Regions from separate parts of the Mus musculus genome. Here region 1 is linked to region 2. A link is a loop called in an ENCODE intact Hi-C map of the cell type or tissue named here. Cell type or tissue: left cerebral cortex. All regions are shown on one strand.

Region 1 (8,000 bases), 130 kb after region 2:
GCTCTGGCCGCAGACCAGCCACCCCCAGACGGATGTTCTGACCCAGAGGTCTTTATTTTTGCTCTTTCCCTGGCTCTGCTGGGTGGGAAGCCACCCCCACAGGGAAGTGCACGGACCAACTGCAGACAAGATGAAAGTACAAGACAGACATCAGGGGCTCCCAGCCCTGAGCAGGTCTGCACCTGCCCAGCATGAAGCCAGGTCATCTAAACCCTAGCTATCCATCAGTCACAGCACAGCCATAGGCACAGGGCTGTCATAACTCATCCTACAACCTCCTGAGGGACAGTCCCCACTGTACTTCCCCCAGTCTCCCAAACCTCCCATCTAGGGCAGAAGCAGCCATGCCAAGCCTGGGGTGAGTGCAGGGGACAGACTCTCAGGTCCCAGGATGAAGCAGTGGGACCTGGGGTATGCTGTAAACCCCACATGTGCACTGTGGCTGTGGATGCATGTGGCCAGGCGGGACCCCATGGCCAGGCGGGACGGAGCAGCTGTGAAATTCCAGAACCTGATGGGAAAGTTTTTTTTGTCACTTCAGAGTCAGTTCCCCAGGGGACAGACCCCCACCCCTCACCCTCTGCCTTGCTGATACCAGGCACCCTCTAGGCATCACCCCATGAGGTGCCCCTTTCACCACCAGAAAGAAGGTGGCAGTGACTCCCCGAATTGTTTTAAGACCACTTGCTAATCAGACATGGCTAGCACCTGGACCCAAGACCCAGCCTCTTCCTGAGCTGTGCTGTGCCTCTCAGATAGATGGCCAGCTAAAAATATTGAACCCAGACTTTTAGGCCTGTTGTGAGCAGAGGATCCCAGGCTAAGAGTATGGGGACAAAGCCAGGGCAGGGTTTTGCGCAGGGCAGTAGTCCCCACACAGGGAAAGCCCTCCTCAGCCTTCTCTGGCCTGCCCTCACTTTTGACCCTTGTGGCCTCCACTTTGCTGTGTGCCCACAGGAGACTGCCCTCTATGGGACCCCTGAACATATGGAAGTTCCATTGAACACACACACACACACACCTGCCCTCTAGCTAGTGGTGAGTGTAGCTGATTGGAGGCCAACAGGAGATGGGGCCTAGGAGAAGGGACACCGAGTCTGTCTCCCCAGCTACTTAGAACTCTCCCTGACAGTGGTGGCTGCTCTACTATGACCACAGAGTAGCTCTTCTCTCTCTCTCTGTCTCTCTCTCTCTCTCTCTGTCTCTCTCTCTCTGTCTCTCTCTCTTTGTCTCTCTCCCTTTGTCTGTCTGTCTGTCTGTCTGTCTGTCTCTCTCTCTCTCTCTCTCTCTTTCTCTCTCTCTGTTCCCATACCTGGTCTGCACCTAAGGCCTTAGAGAGCAACATGGCTGGTATGAGAACATCTGTGACATGTAGAGAAATGTCACTGGCTCCAACCATGTGACGAGGGTCTGCAGGAATCTACATAGACAGGAGAGCAACCCAGAGGCTTCAAAGCTCTTACAAGAGCCCAACAGGGCAGTTCAATGGCATGAACGAGGGGCTGGGATGGCACAGTGCCTCTTCTAGGAAGTGTGGGCAAGCATACATGGTGGGGGATTCAAGCTCCTCAGCAGGTCAAAGGCATCTTTCTGTTCCTTGCCCTCTCATGCAGCTTCCCACCAAGGCAGGAAAGGAAAAGCCCAAACCACAAGGTGGACCCAGTGCCATCAGAGGGAGGGGACCTCGGCCCAGCTGCAGAGCCTCTGATGAAGGATGGAGTGAGGCTCCAAGAAGCTGGCAGTCTTTGCAGGAGTTAGAGGCCAGGGAAGCTCATGGCAATGACGACACCTTTCACCAAGGTGTGGAAGCGGGAGGCACACTGTCTCTGTAGCTTCAGGAGGAGGATTTGTCTATACCTCCCTCATTTGCCTCATTTGCCTCATGGATCACCCCTGGCCTGGGTACAGCGGGCACACGGGGAAGTGTCAGGCTTTGAGGATAGGAGCCCAGTGGTTGTCTGGGGCATGTCAACACTATGAAAAGGCAGATCAGAGAGAGACCCTCAGGTGCCTCCTGCCAGGCACATGACCAGCACAGGATGCTCAGCAGACACACAGTCCTTCCCCTGCTACACACACACACACACACACACACACACACTCCACCCCTCCCCCCACCTCACTCTGTAGGCACAGCAGCTCCTGTCTTCTGGGGCATCTGGTCATTCACCATCCAACGTCCTCACATCCTAAAGAGGGGCTACTTGAGAGATAAACTAGAGGAAGCCTCAGTCTCAGAGAATGTGGCTGTTTAAGCCCTCCGGGCCAGTATGCCCAAAGAGCACCTTGCAAGATGGAACTTGAGTTGGTGGGGATTGCCTCCTACCTGCCTGGGTAGTAGGAGAGGGTCAACATCGTGAGCTGATTCCAAAGCCCCAGCACTGGGTTTCTCAGCCTAGCTGCCCAAAGGGGCTCCAGACTGGGGGAAGCCCTGTGCTTTGAAGCTGTATGTGAACAAGCGGCTGGCGCAGCCTCAAGCAGAGCTGGTCGGAGCTTCAACACATGGGCAACCTCTCTCCATCCTCCACAGGGCTGCAGGGAAGCCCTTAAGGAGTGATGCCAACCCTACGCTGTTCAGCAATCATTCCCACCCCAGCTGAAGCAGGCAGGTCATACTTCCTCCAAGCTGAAAAGTCACTTAGAGGCAAAAAATAAGTAGGTGGCCATGCTCCACCCACTGACTCTGAGCACCTGTGGTCAGCAGCAGCCAGAGAATCACCCACGCTGTTCCAGCAGACTCATGGGGGTCTACGGGGCACCTGGGATGGGAGTGAGAGCTGCTCTAGAGCCCACAGAGGCCCATGGCTTGCACACCAACTGTAGGGGGCCGTGGGCAGGAGGGCAAAGTACTGTGAAAACTCTGCAGTTATCAGTTCAGGAAAACTGGCCAAAGAGGTGCGGCAGCTGTGCCAGGCCCTGCCAGCTCATCAGAACTCCCCAGGAGAGAAAGGCAGCAGGGCAGAGAGGATCAGCCAAGAAGTATTTCCTAGGGTCCTCGGCTGCCTTCCCAGAACCCCTCCCCTGCTCCTCCAAGGAACTAAGAGCAAACCTGCGAGGTCACCTCTAAAAGCTGGTTCTCATGGCTTCCACCTGCTGTGCATGTGTTCAGCAAATTAAGCAGCCCCTCCTACAAAGCCCACGGAGATAAATCACCACTGGTCTGGCCAAATGAAACTGCCTCGATGGCCCAGCCAGCTAGAGCCCATGTGCAGATGCCCAAGAGATGTAGGTCTGGGGAAGAGAGCCAGGGTTTTAGCCCAACCTGGAACTCAGACCCACCCAAAGTGGACAATCTGAGAACACAGGTTTATTGGGACACAGAAGAGCCAGCAAGTGGATGCACAGGCTGCAGAGATGCAGCCACTTCTGCAGGAAGAAGGGAAGGCAGTCTCTGGAAATTGCATCAAGAGGAAGAAGAGTCAGGCTCTCCCGCTACCCATTCACAGCTAATTCCAACAGCTTTTTTAACAGCTAAAGGCTTCCTGGGCCCAGGTGAGCAGGACACAGGCAGCAAGCCCTTGGCTCCACTCCCAGGGAGATCAGCAGGAACGGACAGAGCAGGGTGGGGAACCCATAAAGGGCCAGCAACAGTTTCCACTCGTGCCAGATTGCATCCACCCAACCTCGGGAAGACCGTGTCTGCAGCCCCTCTCAACCATGAAAGAGACAGGCAGGCTGGCAGCCCTAGCCCACCACGCTTAGTGCAATAATCATTCTAGGACCGAAGCTCCCTAGGAACAAACTCAGTTAAGAGGAAGGAGCAGCGGAAGTCGGGGACATAGGTTGCTTCTGTTCATAGACGAGAGGACCCCAACTCAGATCCAGCTCTTTTTTGTAATGGCCACAAAGACCAAAGCAAGACCCAGGGAGGAGGTCCCGAGGGCACCTGTCCCAGTAGGAAGCTTGTCCTCTCATTCCCCAGGGAATCATGACACTGTCCTCACGGCCAGGTACATAGTGGACCGGTCAGTGCCAGCCCTGGACAGAAGCAGCAAGTCTCCTCTGTGGGTGAGAAGATGCCCGAACTGGCAGAATGGAAGCCCCAACCAGGGCCTGAAGGGTCCCTGGTCCACTCCCCGTGCCGCCCCAGCAGCCTTGCCAAGTTTACAAGGCTCCACCTTGCACCCTGCGGGGAAGGGCTGGTGAGGGGGGGCAGGCCTCTCATCTGTACATCCACTCTCAGTCTCACTTCGCACCAGTTTTCCTTTGAGGCCAACAGAGGGGGATCGCTTTGCAGTTTAAGAGAGACCGCTAACCGGCCTGTTGGGGAATCATCTTTCAAAATTAAATCCGTCGCCGCTGGCTCCCTGACCCTCTCTTCCTGCCCATTCTAGTACTGAATTCCTTCTCCCGAGGCCCCAGAGCGCACGTGTTTAACACACAAAACAGTGCTGGCAGCCCCCTCTGGGCACCCCCGCCCCTGCGCAGGCCCTCGGACCCCAGGAGACTAGCTTGGGGAGGAAGTGGGACCAGGCTGCTTCCTCTCGGCCGCCTCCAAGCTGGCTCCCCAGCTGGACCCTGCGCCGCAGGGGCTTGGATTCCTCACCTCTCCGGAGTTCGGCATCCGTCTAAGTCTGCAGGACCCTTGCTGCAGGGGCGGGAACCCGGAGGCTATGGGCCCTGCGGCAGACTCGAGGGCACCAAATCCAGTCCGGGACCCCGGGTCTAGACCATCCCCTCCTCAGTTAAAGCAAAGAGCCCATTGTTTGTGGCCCCAGGGACAAAGCCCCGAGTTCTGTCCGGGTCAGCTTCGCCGCCAGGAGCCTCACGACTCGCGCTACTCACATGCTCGGCTGCAGCGGGCGCGGGGGTAGCGGCTGGGAGGCTGCAGGCACGGCGGGGAGCAGCAGCAGCGTCAGGGCCACCACGCGCCAAGACGCCCTCGCCTCCACCCCGACAGGCATAGTGCGCGCGGTCGCGCTCCCACTCGGTCCTGGGATCTTCGACTCACAGGCGGCCCTTACGGCCAGTAGACGCTGTCTTCACGGGCGCCATACCCCCAGAGGACAGCGGAGCACCACAACCCAGTCGCGCCAGGTGCGGGGCGCGAGGTTCCCGCAGGTGCAGATGGGACAGTTGCCCGGACCTCCGAGACCTTCGCGCTCGGTTCGGCGCGGCCAGACACTTGCCAGGAGTGATGGAGAGCAAACTCGGAGCGGGACGCAGCAGACGTCAGGCCCGCCCGCCGCACGCCCCCCGGCCCGACCCCAGCCCCCTCTTTCCCGACCCCGCTCCCGCCCCTTTTGGCCCCACCCCCAGCCCAAGCCACGCCCGTTCCGCCTTCGGCCCCGCCCAGACAATCCCAATAGGGAGAGCCCACTTCCAGCCCCGCTTCAGCCCCTCCCCTCTCCGGCTCCTGGTCCTACCTTTAAGGCTAAGCTCGCTTCCCAGTACTTTCCCCTAAAGCTTTCCAATTTCACTTGCGCTCCCTCTCTCTGCAACCGAGAGTCCCAGGTCTGACCCCAACCAAGTGAACAATTCTGTCGAGTCTGCGCGGTCCATACTTCGTAAACACCGCTCTATCCAGATCTGAGACCTCTGCAAGCGCACCCTTGGATTCTTGGAGTTGCAGTCACCTTCCCTTGGCCCCTCGTCCGCGCGCCCGCCACCGCTGTCCCAGAAGCAGGGAGGGATAGTAGAGCGGGAGGTAGAGGGGGGGACAGCCTCTGAGTGCCTCTGGGCACTTCCTTTGGGTACTGACTTTATTAGGTAACACACCACCCTCTGGGCTTTCGTATTCCCAGTTCTGTACTGAGTGCTTTGGGACGGTAGCATGGGGTGGAGTGGGCGTGTAGGTCCCACTAGGCACCTGCATAGGGGTCTAGGAGGTGAGGCGACTCCCTGCACCAGGTATTTATTGTCTTTTAAGCCTGGCTTTGATTTGATTTGACTTTCTCCGCGGTTAGGGGCAGACTGACCAGCGCTGTACGTGGCATCTCTTAGTCCAGGACTTATCAAACACTCAGAGGGGCTCTTTGTGAAGCTGAGCTGGGAGAGTCCCATGAGGGTATGGTAGCGGACCTCACTAGTTGCAGATAGTTGTGTGAGGATCAGCTCCTCCTTGTCCTACTGGAGAGGTGTGCCTGCCCTTTTACATGATGGGTGGACCCAGCCTGCCCTCTTCCACCATCCCTGAGGAGTGCGGTAGGTGTTCCAGCCTCCTCTTCCCCTGAAGCAAGTGCTTGAGGGGGCCTCTGGCTGGGGGACCTGGAAATGCCGCTGCAAAAGTTCGCATTTCAAAAGACTGTGGGTCTCATTACTGGGCAGGTGCTGTCAGCTTAGACCTGCTGCTGGCCCAGATGCGGAACCGAGGGCAAGGAAGGGAGTGGAGTGAGTTTAGAAAACTCAGGTTTCAGATCTGAGCAGTAAACATAGAGGAGTATAACCTCAGGGGAAATAGAGAAGGGAGGGAAGTAAGGAAGGAGGGAGGGAGAGATGGATAGACAGACAGATTCTGGAGGGCAATGGGTCCTGGAACTTGCCACCTGATGCCCCAAACAGGACCCCAGTTTGCCCTGCATTGTTGTGCTGGGACTCACCCTTCTGCTCAAACCCATCACCAGACCCTCCCTGGATCTCAGTAGCAGAGGCTGACCCGAGCCCTCTGGGGGACTCCCAATGTCTGCACCCAGGAATTCATCTCATATCCCTCCTCAGCCAGGGGCCCACCACTGTGGAGAAGTACAGGAACTGTACACTGGGCCCAGGCGCTTAAGCTTGCTCCTCTGTACCTCTGTCTCTCCCGGCGCTGGCGTGTGTGAATGCTTGTGTGCATGAGGGATGGGGACCTGAAGAAGTTCACCACCTGCTCTGTGAAACCGTGCCCCAGGACCAGAGTCTGGAGGTGAGTGGGTGAAATTTTCTCGGCTCCTTGGGTGGGGGAGGGGGCGTGCTTTTAGTATCCCGAAACCTATGTGGGGCCCTTACTGAAGAGAGACAATACGAAGTAAAATGGCTTTGCTAATTTTACAAAGGTATGTGGCCTCCTGCGTGAATTCCTAAACCCCTTCAACTTGAAGGTTTCCTTGGGTCAGAGCTTTACTGACCCTAGGCTATTCCATCTCTGCCCATGTCCCGTCCAGGCACCAGGCCTCTGTGCCAGGTGAAGAGTCCTGGCGGGTATCAGGTGCTTCCTGTGGTTAGGTTAAGACGAGCATGTGTCTCTTAAGGTGGGTGGCGTACACATGGGCAGTGTGTGGTCTGTCCACTATCCCCGGACAGAGTCCTTGTTCCCGGGCAGGTGTGGGTAGATGAAGCATGGACCACACACTCCAAGCACCTGTCACTTAGACAGATGTTGGCTGGAGCCTCACCCCAGCCCCAGAGAGACAGACCCTTTTCCTGTCCAGTCTGGCTCCTCAGAGCATGGGTGATGGTTGAGCATCTGATTGCCCAACACAAGAGTGGAGCAGAGAGGACACTTACAGTCTGTCATTGTAATCAGGACCTGGGGATATAACTCAGTTGGTAGAGTGCCTGCCTAGCATGCTTTCCAAGGTCAAATCTCCAGCACTACACACACTTGCCCTGGCGGGGGGGGGGGGGGGGGGGGCAGGGGGCGGGGTGGGGGAGGAGTCAGGGTAAGCAGAAGTTTAATGCCATACCGGGCCAGACGAGACCTTATCTTAAAACCAGCCAAATAAACAAACAAAAATGCCCCCATAAAACTAGGAATCAAATGACAATGTATTTAATACAGTTCTGTAACTCACAGCAAGCATATTGCAACTTTACAGCTAACAAATTACGACAGCTGGTTGGACATGATTATTTCAAATTGTCTCACGGGCTGGAGTGACAGTCACAACATGGTCAACAGGGCGGCTCAATTCCACGAGGTGTGCACTCGGCTTGTCTCCCCATCACTCAGAAATAAGTGCAGGGGCGAGTCGAGGGGGAGAGCGCACTCCGGGTTCATCAAGTACTTGCATGATAATGTCCTCATGTAAACATGCCTGTGAAAATGCATAAGGCACTTGGCTCAGGAAGGTGGCTGCTTG
Region 2 (8,000 bases):
GCTATCCTAGTAAGAATATGGAAGACTTTGTTACTGAGAGTGATTTGAAATGTGCAGACATGGCCCAAGAGGTTTCAGTGGGGAAGAATTTCAGTATGTGGCCTAGAGACTATTTTTGTGGTATTTTGGTGAAGAATGTGGCTGCTTTTTGCCTTTGTCTAAGAGTCTTGCCTGAGGCTAAGGTGAAGAGACTCAGATTAATTGCATTGACAAAGGAAGTCTCAGAAATGCCCATCATGGACTTTGTTCTCTGGTTAAGTCTCATGAAGAGTGTTTTAAGCAGGTATAGCAAACGAGAAAGGAAAAATATAAACTATATGGTTTGAGCATTAAAGCGGCACCAAGAAGTGAAATGGAGCTGAATCCTGTGCTCAAGGATATTAAATTGAATTAAGGGAGTGGTGACCTTGGGGCAAAATCCCACCCAGCTAAATTTAGGTCCAGGCATGTTAATATGATCCTTTAATCCCAGTAGGTAAAGACAAGCAACTCTCTGAGTTCAAGGCCAGCCTGGAACAGAGCAGGTTCTAGGTGAAGAAAAGCTTAAATCCAGACTTGGTGGTACACATCTTTAATCCAATATTCAGGAGATAGAGCCATGCAGATCTCTGAGTTCAAGGTTAATCTACAGAGCAAGTTCCAGGACAGACAAGCTTAGGCAGTGAAGGAGTTGGAAAACAGAAAGCTGGTGATAACGGAATAGAACAAGGGGGCCATGTTCCAGCCCCAGCAAGCAGCATAACTGGACAGCTTTGGCCACATGGCTCTGGCTTTAGAGTCAAGAATAGAAGGGACTACTGGGACAATTGATCCTGATTAGCTAGAGCTAAGAAATGAGTGGTGATTAAGAAGAGACCAGAATCGCCGGGTGGTGGCAGTGCACGCCTTTAATCCCAGCACTTGGGAGGCAGAGGCAGGCAGATTTCTGAGTTCGAGGCCAGCCTGGTCTACAGAGTGAGTTCCAGGACAGCCAGGGCTACATAGAGAAACCCTGTCTCAAACAAACAAACAAACAAACAAACAAACAAACAAAACAAAGAAGAGACCAGAATCACTGGGGTGAAATGTTCTGGGCAGTGTTTTCTGAGAGCACAAAGAAGCCTTGTTCCAGAGAGAGCCAAGGTTGTACCTTGTGCTGCATCTGGTCTTGATAATGTGTAAGAACCACCCAGGTGGTACTGGTTTTGAAGGCATGAAGGGGTCATGAGCATCAGCTGAGCCTTGGCACTGTAAGTGGCCAGGAAAGGCTATTGGTGAAGGTGCAGCCTCAGTTGCAGATGATGGCCCAGAACTGAAGGGGTCATGCAAAGGAGCTGAGGTTAGGCACCATGAAGAGAGCCTTTGAGAGGTTATTGGTGAAGCCTAGTTGCATTTCGAGACCCCAGTGTATTGGAGATACCAATACCATGGGATGATCACCAAGAACAGCAGCAGCAATGGAGTAGAATCAACTAGAGCCTAGAGTGCTACACAGGGCAGACCTGGAGAAGTGACCCAAGCCCAGAAGATCATGTGTGGATCCAAGACATTGGAACAAGAATCTGAAAAGCTGAAGTTGACTTGGAGAACCTAAGATGTTTGAGATGTCAGAGCCATGGGCTATCTGTTGAGAAAAGCTGCTAGAAGGGAGTGAACCCAGCCCAGGAGAAAGAAGTTTGTTGCAGTCAACAAAGATGAAAAAGGAGTGGAGATCTGAAGACCGCTTTGTTATCAGCCATGGAGATGTAGAGTTTGGAGTTTGCCCAGCTGGTTTCCTGTCTTGCTCTGGGGATTGCAGTTAAGTGATTGATTAGATGGATCTTTGGATTTTTAACGTCATTGAGACTTCTGTAGGCTATGGAGCTTTGGAATTTGGACTAAATGGACTTTTTTATTATGCTATGCTTAGGTATGTTCTCCTATAGATTTATGTGTTTGAATAAGCCTATGGGGGGGCCAGAGAGTGGAATGTGATGGTTTGTATCGGCTTAGCCCAGCCAGTGGCACTATTAGGTGTGGCCTTGTTGGAGTGGGTGTGGCCTTGTTGACGGAAGTGTGTTACTGTGGGATGGGCAATGTGAATCTCCTCCTAACCAATTAGGAGCCAGTCTCCTAGTAGCCTTTACATGAAGATATAGAACTCTTTTTTTAAAGATTTATTATTATTATTATTATTATTATTATTATTATTATTATTATATCTATGTACACTGTAACTGTCTTCAGATGCACCAGAAGAGGGCGTCAGATCTCATTACGGATGGTTGTGACCCACCATGTGGTGCTGGGATTTGAAGTCAGGACCTTCAGAAGAGCAGTCAGTGCCATCTCTCCAACCCGATATAGAACTCTTAACCCCTTCTGCACCATGCCTGCCTGGATGCTGCCATGCTCCCACCTTGATAATAATGGATCGAATCTCTAAACCTGTAAGCCAGCCACAATTAAATGTTGTCCTTATAAGAGTTGCCTTGGTCATGATGTCCGTTCACATCAATAAAGCCCTAACCAAGATCCCTTCAGAAAAGAGCAGGCCTCCAAGAGACAAAAACCAAACAGACAAAACAACATCCAATTAGACAAGGCAAAGGCCCTCACACTGAACCTGGACAAGGAAACCCAACAGGAGGAAAAGAGCCCTGAGAGCAAGTAAAGGACACACCAGCTCTCACAGAAGCCCCATAGAAACACCAAGCTAAACAGCCAGAACACATACACAGAGCGCCTGGTGCAGTCTCCTGCAGGCTCTGCGCTTGCAGCTTCAGTCTCTGTGAGCCCTTGTGAGCATTGCTTAGCTGACTCGGTGGGCCCTATTTTCCTGGTGCTCTCCATCCCCTCTGACTCCTACAGTCTTTACCCCACTCTCTCACAGGACTTCCACGCTCTGAGGAAGGGGCCCTGTGGAGACCTCCAATCTCCCCGTGTAATGTCTGGCTGTGGATCTCTGCATCCACTCCCATCTGCTGCTGGAGGAAGCCTCTTTGATGATGACTGGACAAAACACTGTGTCCTTTTCCACATCCTTGTCCTGCTTGCCCTTCCTGAGCCTCCAGTCACACAGGTTAGATAGTCCAACACCGTCTCCCTTTGGCTTTTTCACTACACTTTAGATTGCTCTTTTTATTTCATTAGATTCCTGGACAGAGCTGGGTACAGCTTGGCAGCAGAGCCTTTAGCATGCACAGGGACTAGGAGTTAGATCTCTGGCAGGCAGGCAGGCAGACAGACAGGGATAGACACAGAAAGAGGATTACAGGCTTCTTCCTTGCCCTCAAGACCTGAAACAGAAGGCCTGGCAGCTTGAGACAAAGGCATGCAAGTCTTTTCCTAAAGAAAGAAAGGTGTCCCCAATTCCAGCCTAGCACCCCCTTTAAAAAACCAATAGTCCTCCAGGAGAAGGTTAGACTTTGACATCTGAGTCCCACACCCGCAGTGTGTTTTGCAAGGGGGGAGGGCTTTCTCTGTGTGTGCCTTGCTATGTGCATTTCTGCTCCCCTGGCCTGTTTTGCAGGGGGCCTTTCTCTGTCCCTACCTTGCATTTCTGTTAGGCATAGTGCTGATACCTTTCGTTCCAGCACTTTCAAGGCAGAAGCAGCCAGGTCTCTATGAGTTTAAGCCAACTTGGTATGCATAGTGATTTCAGGCCAGCCTGGGCTACACAGTGAGACCCTGCTCCTAGAAAAAAAGGAGGGGGGGTGTTTTTCATCTGTTGATTCTGCCTGCAGAGTCTGCGTTTTCCCCTGATGTTAACTGTCTTGTGTTTGAGGGTCCCCCCCCCCGTCTTTTAATTCTTTAGAAGTCAGATACTAAGGGGGGCAGGGCGTGATGAGACCTTGCCAAGCAAGAGCTGACATGCTGCAAACTGAGGATGGGCTTGGTGGGGTGCAATACCTCATAATGGCCTCAAGGGGTCAGCAACAAGTCGCCTTTCCCAGGAGCAGTCTACCGCAGACAGCTGAGACCCAGAGAGTTCTGGGTCCCAGGTCTCAGTCCACAGGTCACTCTGAGCTCCTCTCCTCCATCCAGTGTGACTGACGCCCATTTGAGCCTGGATCTGTGGCCAACTCGTGCCCTGCCCAGAAGATATCACACCGGAAAGAGCAGAGGAACCACCCAGCTTCGGGGCTGAGGTTGGAAGCATAGGAAGACCAGGGCACAGGCAGTAAGTAGCTAGACAGGAGTGTCACCAGGGCATACAACCCCACACTGTTGGCCAAGAAAGTGAAAGTGCCAACCCAGAGTCTCCGGCATCACCTCTGTCAGAGCAAGCTCTGGGGCTACACTGCATGAACCGTGTGTGAGGGCCGTGGTGTGAGGTCACAGCTCTTTCCTGAAAAACAGATGACAGAGGTGGGTCAGGATGGGGACTAGTACTGGCTGTGTCTCAGGACCTCGGGTTACACCCAGGTCATGTCCCTGTCACGCACAGCCTAGTGAGCCAGGCAGAGCAAGCCACAGTGAGAGGCAGCTGTTTTTATTTTAATATTTACTTATTTATTTATTATATGTAAGTACACTGTAGCTGTCTTCAGACACTCCAGAAGAGAGCATCAGATTTTGTTACGGTTGGTTGTGAGCCACCATGTGGTTGCTGGGATTTGAACTCAGGACCTTTGGAAGAACAGTCGGCGCTCTTAACTGCTGAGCCATTTCATCAGCCCGAGAGGTGGCTGTTTTAACAGATACGGTCTCTCTTCTTGTCCCAGAGTGGTTGAGGTTCTGCTCTGATGGCCATGCCCTGAGGGGTCTTGGGGATAACAAACCATCTGAATACAATGTTGCATCATCAAAAAAAAAAAGAAAAAGAAAAAAATAGCTGTAATGGTGTCTGCCTGTAACCCCAGCTCCCAGGAACCTGGGACAGCCTGGGGAAGGTGAGTCTGGACTAAACATACCTGGCAGAGTCAGGATGGTCAGGGCCGTGTCAGCCCAGTCCTGACCCCCCTGCCTTTAAGAGGACCCCACTCTCCAATGGGAACTGGGCACTTCCAGCCTCCGCCTCCAATCCACCCTGCTCTGTGTTCTCTGTGCCTCCGCCTCAGGCTACCCTCCTGGACGTGTTCCCTCGTTTCTTGGCTCTTACACTCACTATGCCTCTTGCCTACCCTCCTCTTCTCACCTTGATCAGAGCCACCCTTGGGATCTCAGGTTTGATTAGCACTTCGGAGGGCAATGGTGCAGACCCCATCCTTTTCCACATGAGGAGCCTGACCCCCTAAACATGGGGGTCGTTATTACCTCCTCATTCTTGAGGACACTACATAGACTTGGTAGCTGTTTTCCTGAGATCTGGAGACTCGCGGCCAGATCTGTGTGGCTAGCAGAATTTCCAGCCTTCAGAGTTCTCAGTAAAATGAGGTTGTGGTGGATAGGTTAAACCATGAAAGGTGTTCTGGGAGATCCTGGCCAGGGCTGCCATGAAGCAGCCAGCTGCAAAGAATGCAGAGGGCGGGGCTTTCTTTCAACAAACAGGTTCCCGCAGGCCCGGGATTTCTCCGAAGGCTTCCTGGAGGAGGCGGCGGACCTGGGAGTGAGGCACAGAAGGAAGCGGGCGTAGGAGCGGGAGGGAGGGTAGACAGTACCCGAGGGCGGACTCCCGCCCGAACCACCAGACGGGTCACGTGAACGCAGGCGGACCCAGGTAGAGCGGTGACGCAGCCGGCGCGGCCAGGTGAGGCGGTGGTGGTGCAGCAGGTGCCCAGGGCGCGTCCCGCCCTCCGGCCGCGCAGCCGCTGGCGGAGCCCACCTGGCCCCGGCTCCGCCCGACCGCTCGCCCGACCGCCCACCGCGCAGGAAGTAGAGAGGGCGGGACCGGCCGGCCCCGGGACGCGGGGACCCAGCGGCACTGCAGGCTACACCCTCCCGGCCGACCCTCGGTTGCGCGCACAGGTGAGTCTGGGGACTGGAGAGTCAGCCAAGGGGAAGACCACCTGGGGCGCCCGGAGCACCTCTGCTCCATTCCCCTCTCCGCTCCCGCCCCTCCTGTACCTCGGCGACTTCATCGCGCCCCGCCCTCTCTCTTGGGCTGAAAGCCGGGGATCTGGAGCCTAGCTGCCCTGAGCCACAGTCCAAGGGACACTTTGCAGTGGACCTGGTTAGACACTTGAACGCAGAGACTCCTGGGAAGTCCCGGGAGGGGGGGGCGTGGAAGTGACTCTTCCGGGAGCTAGAAAGACGATCTGTTTAGATAGGCTGAGTGGCCTGACCCCCTCGTGCCCTTATCCCACCTTGGTGGCTTTGGTGTCTAGTCCTCTAGCCAGGCTCCGCAGTGCCTTCCAGAGGGAGAGGGCTGTCCCAGAAAGCAGAGGGCGGCACTTATAGACTGGACGGTGGTGAGCACCTGTCCCCAACCCACTACCTTGGTTCCCATATCTGTAAATAAGGAGCAGAGATCTATTTTGAGGTTGAGCGAGAAAGATGAATTTGGGCATGGGCCTGGTCCCAGGGGCCGAGATCTGAGTTGGTAGCCACCAAGATGAGATTTTAGCGGCCTCCACATCATGCCTGGAGCCCAGACAGGATTTGGTAGCTCCTAAGTAGATGCTTGGGTGTGTTTGTCACTTGAGTGACCAGCTGCAGGGTCCCAGGTACTGTGTGGAGCCATTCGTGACTGCATGCCAGTATGCCCTGATAGCAATGGCTCCCTACCCAGGTGTGTGGGCACCAAGCTTGAAAGTTGCTGTTTGTGGATTCAGGCAAGCTGCTCCAGCCTCCGGGCCTTGAGCCTCTGGGCCTCTGTTTATCCATCAGAGTTCATTGATTGAATGCACCTCTGCTGTGTTCCCTTCTGGGGACAGACCCTTCTTTCTGCCCATGGTCCAGAGAGAAGCCTCGGACCATGCGCTCACAGCACGGCCTGAGAGAGGGAAGGGTCTCAGGGCTTTGAAAAAGTAAAGACTCAGCCAGAGAACAGGGTGTCGAGAGCTAGGTAGAGGCTCCCTGCCACCCTTCTCCAAACACCTAAAGCTAGAAATCTCTGGTTAGTTGGTTTGTTTTTTAAGATATATTTATTGTATGTATTTAAGTGTTGTGCCTGTGTGTATGTATGTATGTATGTGCGCCACAGGCATGTCATGCCTGGTGCCCATGGAAGTCTTAAGAGGTCATTGGATTCCCCAGGGGTTATGAGGAGTTACAGATAGTTATGAGCTAGCATGTGGGTGCTGGGACTTGAACCCAGGGCGTCTGCAAGAGCAGTTGGAGCTCTTTTCTGTTGAGCCATCTCTCCAGCCCAGTAGCAAGAAACTTGTTAGTGTTAAGAGTTATTCTGGAGCCGGGCGTGGTGGCGCATGCCTTTAATCCCAGCACTCGGGAGGCAGAGGCAGGTGGATTTCTGAGTTCGAGGCCAGCCTGGTCTACAGAGTGAGTTCCAGGATCAGCCAGGAGTATACAGAGAAACCCTGTCTCAAAAAAAAAAAAAAAAAAAAAAGTTATTCCGGGAAGTTGTCTCCAGCGAGACACCTCCCACAGGGCGCGCCTTCTTCACCCTCGCGCAAGGAAGCTGAGTCCACAGAGGTGAGGCAGCAGCATGAAGTTCCCATAGCTTGTCTCTGCAGACAGACAGGCCGGTGCGCTCCGCGGAAGATGTTGGCGGCCTTTCTATTTGACCACCTGGTCTGGATGTTTGGTTTTGGTTTTGGTTTCCAGATCCATCCTGCCATTGCCTTAACTCACTCATTCTCTGTGACATCCTGCTCAGGTGACTGCCCCTCCGTAGCATCCTGAGTCCAGAATCCTGTCATCGCATCCAGTTCCTGGTTTGAGGACAACCATCTAGGTCAAGATAGGGCCTCAGAGCTTGACTCCTCCCCCTGTGCTCTCACCAGCTAGGGCTTGACCCAGGCAGGTCGCTTTCCCTGGGCTTCTCACTGCCTGCCAGAGAAGAAGTTAGGGGAGGGGCTGAAGTCAGAGCCGGCTAGAGGGTGTCTTCTGTGGACCAGTTTTTTTCAGCTGGTAAACTGGACTGTGGAGGCCTGGCCCTAGGCTCCCGTCAGGTCAGGACTCTGGCTGCCCCCCAACTT

The links. Hi-C counts contacts between places; a loop is a spot of excess contacts. Peaks named below come from ENCODE experiments on the same cell type or tissue, not always from the same donor. Only the 100,000 strongest peaks of a DNase experiment are listed, where the experiment ranks them.
Region 1: it touches region 2 in a loop (5-fold over the local background); 13 of 42 quality-filtered maps call a loop at or near these places.

What each region holds. Positions count from the first base shown.
Region 1 is chr4:154,167,928-154,175,927 of GRCm38, reverse strand. It overlaps Megf6 (multiple EGF-like-domains 6), which reads right to left and starts at 5,215. Exons shown (of 37, transcript NM_001162977.1): 1 at 4,786-5,215. The coding sequence starts at 4,904. In left cerebral cortex, no CTCF peak of the experiment used is centred here; a DNase peak (open chromatin) is centred at 4,842; H3K4me3 peaks cover 1,350 bases.
Region 2 is chr4:154,297,693-154,305,692 of GRCm38, reverse strand. Arhgef16 (Rho guanine nucleotide exchange factor (GEF) 16) reads left to right here and starts at 5,798. Exons shown (of 15, transcript NM_001112744.1): 1 at 5,798-5,868. It overlaps Gm52687 (predicted gene, 52687), which reads right to left and starts at 6,049. Exons shown (of 3, transcript NR_168682.1): 1 at 5,968-6,049; 2 at 5,218-5,503; 3 at 4,438-4,726. In left cerebral cortex, a CTCF peak has its summit at 3,886 (motif pointing right); DNase peaks (open chromatin) are centred at 3,889 and 5,563; H3K4me3 peaks cover 431 bases.